Regions from separate parts of the Homo sapiens genome. Here region 2 is linked to region 1. A link is a loop called in an ENCODE intact Hi-C map of the cell type or tissue named here. Cell type or tissue: heart right ventricle. All regions are shown on one strand.

Region 1 (4,000 bases):
ATGGTAGAACTGGAGATTTAGAGGATTGGGAATAACTGCTAAGAGCAGGAGGTGAGTACAGGTTGGAACTAGGAATAAGATAGACGTATTTAGAAGATAAGTGTAAAAAGAACCAGACTATTATAGATTGAGAACTTGGAATGAATAAGCACAACTGACACCTGCTTATACATGTCTTCTAAACTGGCTCACGTAGGGCTCCTTTGATTTGTCATCATAATTTGTTATTGTAGAGCTAGAAAAGTTGTCTAACCTTTTGGAGGCACTATTTTTTCATCTGTAAAATACGGCATAATAATGTATTTTTCTAAATAAGTAAGATTATGCAAGCAAACTACATAGCCTACAGATTCAAGTAAAACTAGCTTGTTCTTAATAAATATTAGGTTCTCCTCATCCCTTAATTTTTTTCTCTTATATATTAAAAAAAGAAAAGATAAGCCCCTTGGATAATAACCACCTAGAAGAAGAGAAAGGGAGATATATGGGAAACTGACCTATACAAAACAAAGCACCAGAGCTTGAGAAAGGGTAGATAGGTACCTAGAATTATTCTCTCTCTAGCTTTTCATGTCTAATACTTTCTGAACCTTCAAGGCCCAGGGAAGGCCCTGGGATGCCTTCTTTAACTACTCCGCGCCCTATAAGTCTCCCATTTTGAGGTCAGAGTATTGAGCCTACACTGGCCAACGGACCACCTCATAAGAGCTCTTCTAAACCTAACTGTATTCTGTTCTCATGTGGCCTGTTAGCTCCTCTAGAATGGAACTTGAGTGTCTTTTTGCTTTCTCCACAAGAACAGAATTAAGAATACTGTTAACTGTCTAAGGGAGAAAGGGAGGATGAACATGTCAGGAACTATGTTGATCACTTCTACATACGTTGTCTCTTTGAAACTTTGTAAAGTCAGTACTTTTATTATCCTCAATAAAAAATGAGAAAACTGAAGCCCAGATACAATAAGTGACTTCCCCAAGGTCACATATATGGTGAAAGTAGGTCTGGAAGTAGGATACAGTCTGTCTCCAGAGCCTTGATAAGAATAAATGCATACAGGTGCCTACCTGGTTACCAACCACACAGCTGATTTACTGGGCAATTCGGTGACACCAGCTTCTCACCTCAACTCCTCTCTGCTGCCAACTGAGCCTGGGAGAGCTGTTTGGCTTCCTTTCTTCCTCTTATTTTGTCCAATATAGGAAATGCAAAGGTAGCCTGCTGTGTCTCTTGTAGGATGGAGTATGTGGAAAAAACAGGTGAAACAGAGGGCCCCCGTCAGCAGTAATAAACAAGAGACATATATTCAACATCAGAGCCAGAAAGCCTCCCTCGTTAAAACTTTCTGGCTCCAGAGAGGAGGAAATTGAACCCTGAGAAGGGAGGTCACTTCCATAAGGTCATACAGCTGAGCAGAGACTGAAACTCTGTCTTCTGACACTCAAATTGGTGCTCACTTTGGTCTACCCTGTACCAGGCTATGAAGAGAAAACTACAATATGACCTGTCAGGCCTGTCACTAAGTGCAAAACCCAAAAGCTGTAAACACAGGAAATGGGCTGGGATGAGGTTCAGAGGAGCAGCAACATTTGCCAAGTTAGAAGTGTTCAAGGGTTTCCTGTCCACAGCTGTTAACTGTCACAGAAATGTTCCAGAAAGTAATACAAGGCAGAAAGAAAAAAAAAAAAAAACACTAAGAATGAGGAGAAAATATTCAGGTTTATATATGCCTTTGTAAATTATTCAAGCCAACATACTTAGTTTTACAGATGAGGAAACTAAGACCCCCCCAAAAGAGAAGTGATTTGTCCAAACTCAAATACAGAACTTAAGGACTCTTACAAAGCACTGAGTTGGTTCAAATCATTCATTTTAATGATGACAGCCTGAGACACAGAGAGGGAAAGGGCTATGCCCAATGTCACACAGTCACACAGTGGCAGAGCCAGCACTGGAACTCAAGGCTTCTAACCTCATGGGCCACTGTGCTTCCCAACTGGTTAGAGTGAGCCAAATAAAGTTATTTACCTGGAGCGATGTGGGTAGTGTTTTGGCCCTGGAAAAAGTATAGCAGGTCAGGAAACATAATATAAGCAGGATATGGTAATGGCTAACAATGACAGAACCAAACAGGGCCAGCCTAAAGGAGCCAAAATTAAAATGCTTCTGATTGCTTAAGACACTTGGAAAACTAAGAGGCAGAAAAATATTCTGGTTATTTTTAGGAACCTAGAATCCAACGAAGAACAAGCAGGGCAGGCAGATAGAAAAGGCCAGAAATGCTAAGAATAATCTCAAAGTATGCTACTTTCTTTGTCCTAGGCCAAATATCCAGAAAACATCACCTCAGAAGCATCTCTGGGTTTAGCTCACTATAGGGGTACTATAGGAACCAGCAGATTCTTGGGTTCCACATGCACACAGCCAACAGGTATGGAGACGAATGACATTTACACACTTCCTGGCATTTCATATTAATTTAATTCTCACATCAGGCCTACAGGACAAATATTTTGATTCCCATTTAACAGATATGAAAACTGGGGTGTAGAGAGGGCAAGTCTCTTGCTCATGATCATAAAATTAGTATTGTATAAGGAAAATTCAGCATTCAAATGTATACTATTATTCAAGAAATTCCTATCCAGCGCCTGCTGTTCCAACCCCATTGATATAGTTGGGATATTCATCCCTACCCAAATTTCATGTTGAATTGTACTCACCTATGCCGGAGGTGGAGCCTGGTGGGAGGTGTGTGGGTCATGGGGGCGGATCCCTCCTGGCTTGATGCTGTCTTCATGATAGTTCTCACAAGATCTGGTTTAGAGTGTATGGCATCTCTCCCCACCCACTCTCTATCTTGCTCTTGCTTTTACCATGTTAAGTGTCTGCTCCATCTTTGCCTTTCACCATGACTGTAAGCTTTCTGAGGCTTCCCTAGAAGCTAAGCAGTTGCCAGCACCATGCTTCCTGTAAAGCCTGCAGAACTGTGAGCCAATTAAACCTCTTTTCTTTATAAATTACCCAGCCTCAGGTATTTCTTTATAACAATGCAAGAATGGCTAATACACCTGTGCTAAGAACTATAGATATAATAATAAAATAGACATGGTCCCTGGCCTAACAGAGTTTCAATCAGGGAAGAAGTTAAGCAATAATGATTATTATAATAATACACAACATTATTTTTTTTGAGACAGAGTCTTACTGTGTCGCCCAGGCTGGAGTGCAGTGGTGCAATCTCGGCTCACTGCAACCTCCGCCTCCCGGGTTCAAGTGATTCTCCTACCTCAGCCTCCCGAGTAGCTGGAATTACAGGTGTGCACCACCATGTCCAGCTAATTTTCTTTTCTTTTTTTTTTTATTTTTTTATTTTTAGTAAAGATTGTGTTTCACCATGTTGGCCAGGCTGATCTCAAACTCTTGACCGCAGGTGATCCACCCGCCTCAGCCTCCCAAAGTGCTGGGATTACAGGCGTGAGCCACCATGCCCAGCCTACACAACATTTTTGAATGCTTACCATATGCCAGGCACTAGTCTCCACTCTCCATATATACTGCCTTATTTAAATTCTCACAATAACTGCCAGTGAGGCAGTTGCCATTATTCTCTTCATTTTATAGATAGGAAACTAAGGCACAGAGAGATAAGTAACTTGCTCAAGAGCACATAGCCAGTAAGTTGTAAAAGTAAGGATTCAAACCCAGGCAGCTTGACTCCAAAGCCTATACTCCTAATAGCTACCTCCAAACAAACAATGGTAAGACAGCCTGGTGAGTACTGTGATAGAGGGAAGTCAGAGAATATGGAGGGGCCTTGCTGGGACAACTGGGTCACCCGTATTATATAATGAGGAGTCACTAGATAAAGACAGGAAAGAACAGAAAGATGAAATTGAGCATTGAGGACTAGGCTTTAGTAGCTGATTCCTCTAGAGATAGGAAAACCCTAGCAAGAAATGATGGGATGATGACCAGAGTCACTACACTCCTGCTCTGATTA
Region 2 (4,000 bases), 98 kb before region 1:
CTCCAACTCTACAAAAGAAAAATAAAAAAATTAGCCAGGCCTAATGGCACATGCCTGTAGTCCCAGCTACTTAGGAGGATGAAGTGGGAGGATAACTTGAGCCCAGGAGTTCAAGGTTGCAGTGAGCCATAACTGCACCATTGCACTCCAGCCTGGGCAGCAGAACGAGACCCTGTCTCAAAAACAAAGAAAACAAAACAAACAAAATCAGGCATTCCTCTCAGCCCAGGATGTGATGCAAAGCAGATAATCAGGGAGACATCCTGAATAAAATAAAGTTGAAGGCAAGAATGCTCCAATCTCTTAATGTCCTCAAGAAGATGCTGGAGTTCAGAAGGAAAGCTCTGAAGCTGAGTGCCTTTGGGGGAAGATTAGACTATTTGCAGAGGCATGGGAGGTGAGAAGGGAAAGGTGGCAGGGGAAGGAAATGAGGCAGACACAGTGTGTCCAGGAATGCATCCTAGGAGACAAGATACTAGAAGCTTAAGTGAAGGGTGCTTAGTCAGTGCTTGGTTATATTTCTAATTCCCAGACTAGAATATGTTGGAAGAAAAAGATAAATTAATTTCCAAGAGATACCGTTGAGAAAAGAAGGATGACAGAGCTGGGGTTAAATTAGTGTTGAGGGGTGGTGCGTGCCTGTGATCCCAGCTACTTGGGAGGCTAAGGCATGAGAATCACTGGAACCCAGGAGGCAGAGGTTGCAGTGAGCTGAGATCGCACCACTGCACTCCAGCCTGGGCGACAGACTGAGGCTGTCTCAAAAAAAAAAAAAAAAAAAAAAAAAGGTAGCTCACGCCTGTAATCCCAGCACTTTGGGAGGCCGAGGTGGGTGGATCACTTTGAGGTCAGGAGAGTTCGAGACCACCCTGGCCAACATGGTGAAACCCTGTCTCTACTAAAAATACAAAAATTAGCTGGGCATGGTGTCACGTGCCTGTAATCCCAGCTACTCGGGAGGCTGAGGTGGAAGGATCACTTGAACCTGGGAGGCGGAGGGCTGCAGTGAGCTGAGATCTCACCACTGCACTCCAGCCTGGGCAACAGAGCAAAACTTCGTCTCAAAAAAAAAAAAAAAAAAAAAGAAGTGTTGAGGGATGGACTTGGTGGCTCATGACTATAATCCCAGCACATAGGGAGGCTGAGACAGGTGGATCGCCTGAGCCCAGAAATTCAAGGCCAACCTGGGAAATATGACAAAACCCATCTCTACAAAAAAATATTAAAAAATTAGCCAGGTGTGGTAGTACATGCCTATAGTCCTAGCTACTCAGGAGGCTGAGGTGGGAGGATCACGTAAGCCTGGAAGGCAGAGGTTGCAGTGAGCTGAGATTGCAACACTGTACTCCAGCCTGGGTGACAGAGCAAGACCCTGACTCAAAAAAAAAAAAAATGCTGATGGAAGTTAAATGGACTAGAACGTATTATTCCTGAAAATGAATATATATCCTAACGCATTGCAGATGTTATCATTTACTATGGTCTGGAGTGTCAGGTAATGAAGGCATAAGAGAGTGACACACAGATATAAGGCAGACAGACAAGTGCTAGCCTGTAAAGTACAGAGAACAACACACTCCTGCCACTGCTGCCAAGGGAAGTCGACCTCATCCAGCACAAAGGGGCCTTTCTGCTTGGAGTGTAGTGGAAAGAAGGCTACTTTTTTATTGCTAGAAGGCCTGAGGCCAGCAGTACATCAAGGGCCTTTTGTCTACTGGGAGGATGCCTTGATACAAGTCTGGGCATAGAATCTTGGCATGCAGAAACTCCTCTATCAGCACCCTACACCACAGTGGTGACAGGCAGAAGTCACTCTAGACCAGAGTTTCTGAGCCTCTGCCCCAATGACATTTTAGATGAGATAATCCTTCGTTGTGGAGGCTGTCCTGTGCATTGCAGGATGTTTAACAACATAGATGCCAGTAACATGCTGCCAATCATGACAATTAAAAAATGTCTCCAGATATTGTTCAACATCCCATGGAAGGGAAAAACTGCCCCCAGCTGAGAACCACTGCTCTAAACACTGCATTAAGTGAGGCACGGGGTTGCCAAGGGGGCCAATACACTCCACTGAAGATGGACTCTAGAATAATCGCTCCTACATAGCTAAGCTGTAGGGGAAAAGGAGAATAGCTTCAGCATGTCAGACCAAACCTCAAGATTGTTTTGGTTTGTTTGTTGTTGTTGTTTTTATCTGCATATATCATTCTGTTACCTAGGCAGATGCCCTATCTAGGTAGGGTTTGGCAGCATGGTGTCCACCTGGAGTCACTATAGTCTGAACAAAACAAGCCAGGATGAGCTGTATCCTCTATAACATCTGTATCTCAGATAGCAACCCTGAGTTCCAGCATGAAGATCTCATTCAACAGACCAGCTGATATATCAGGGCTCCCTGTCCCCAAGGTTCAAGCACCTAAAAGTTAAAAGTCTTGTTCTGTTTTCCATTCCAAAGAGAAGATAGGAAGAATCCCTGGGCCAGAGTGAGGAAGAAGGCAACAGCAAGTACAGAGAGCTGTGGCTATCAGTGACAGGCTGCAGAATTTGGCAAGGAGAGCTTAGTACAGATACAGACTCCAAATGACTCATATGTCCAAATCCCAGGAGGACATGCAAGCAAGAGTCAATGTCCTAATGTCATAAGTCTCCCATCCCCTGAGCCTGTCCATGTGGCCCCTAGCCAGATCAAAGACTACACCTCTGGGCAAAATGACAAACAATGCTACACCGAATCAGAGAAGGCTAACCCCTGGAGTTCTACACAACAAACCATCCTTCACAAGAGAGACACACAGGGTGACTTAACTCCTATCTTTTTTTTCTTTTTTTTTGAGGCGGAGTCTACTATGTCGCTAGGCTGGAGTGCAATGGTACAATCTCAGCTCACTGCAACCTCCGCCTCCCAGGTTCAAGCGATTCTCCTGCCTCAGCCTCCCGAGTAGCTGGGATTACAGGCACGTGCCACCACGCCCAGCTAATTTTTGTATTTTTAGTAGAGACAGGGTTTCACCATGTTGGCCAGGATGGTCTCAATCTCCTGACCTCGTGATCCGCCCACTTTGGCCTCCCAAAGTGCTGGGATTACAAGCATGAGCCACCACGCCCAGCCATCTCCAATCTTTTTAATGACATAATCTACCTGTAAAAAAAAAGCTTTGTACACACATTGCCAATATACGTATATGTGTTTATAAATTAGATTCATTTACTAACATTAGATAGATTGTAAAACACACATAAAAATTAAACAATGAGATAAAAATAAGTACAACATAAATACCACCTCTAGTATCTTCTTCGAATGAACAAATGATGGCAATCTGTGGGTCCTGGATCACTTGTTGTCCATCCCATCAGTATTTATATTATGTTTTCTCACAAAAAAGTATCACTTACCCCCACAGACTACTTACGGAGGTAAAGGGGGGAGGTATAAAAAAATTAAAAAGTACTAATGACACATATCCACAAAGAATCCCAGAAACTGGTGTCCAGTTAGCATCTTGGGTAGTAAAGATATACCCTGGTCTCCATACTATGTTTTATAGAAAGGAACAGACCTTTTATGATTAAGAACAATTTTCATGTAAAAATCAATAAAACCTCCTGTTTTATTCTGAGGTAGCTACAAAAACTAAAGTTATTAAAGACTGCCAAACCCCTGGCATTTTAGAACACTGATTTTTTATTTTAGGATATATTACAAAAAAACACTGAATTTGAAGCTGGAAGACCTTGCCTATCCTATCTGCCATGAACTAGCTTGCGTAAATCACTTAACCATTATGAACCTCAATTTCCCCTTCTGTAAAATATTCATTTTGCTATTCAACAAGCATTTATTTCGTTCTATTCTGAGACCAGGCACTAGGAATAGAGCGGTGATCAAGAGAGAGATCCCTACTCCCATGTAGCTTACAATTTAGCAATATCTGTCTCCCAGAGTTGTTGAATTAAATGAGTTAATGTGTTTGAGATGCCTAGGATTTAATACAAA

What was found. A loop is a pair of places that touch in the nucleus more often than their neighbours do. Peaks named below come from ENCODE experiments on the same cell type or tissue, not always from the same donor. Only the 100,000 strongest peaks of a DNase experiment are listed, where the experiment ranks them.
Region 2: a loop joins it to region 1, with 3 times the contacts of the local background. A loop is called at or near these places in 15 of 110 quality-filtered maps.

Annotation. Positions count from the first base shown.
Region 1 is chr11:3,944,789-3,948,788 of GRCh38, reverse strand. All of the region lies in intron 1 of STIM1 (stromal interaction molecule 1), which reads right to left. Among named protein-coding and RNA genes, the nearest start is that of PPIAP40, 53 kb to the right of the region's middle. In heart right ventricle, no CTCF peak of the experiment used is centred here; a DNase peak (open chromatin) is centred at 1,548; H3K27ac peaks cover 2,798 bases.
Region 2 is chr11:4,042,847-4,046,846 of GRCh38, reverse strand. All of the region lies in intron 3 of STIM1 (stromal interaction molecule 1), which reads right to left. Among named protein-coding and RNA genes, the nearest start is that of RRM1, 50 kb to the left of the region's middle. In heart right ventricle, a CTCF peak has its summit at 2,230; DNase peaks (open chromatin) are centred at 1,633 and 2,626; H3K27ac peaks cover 653 bases.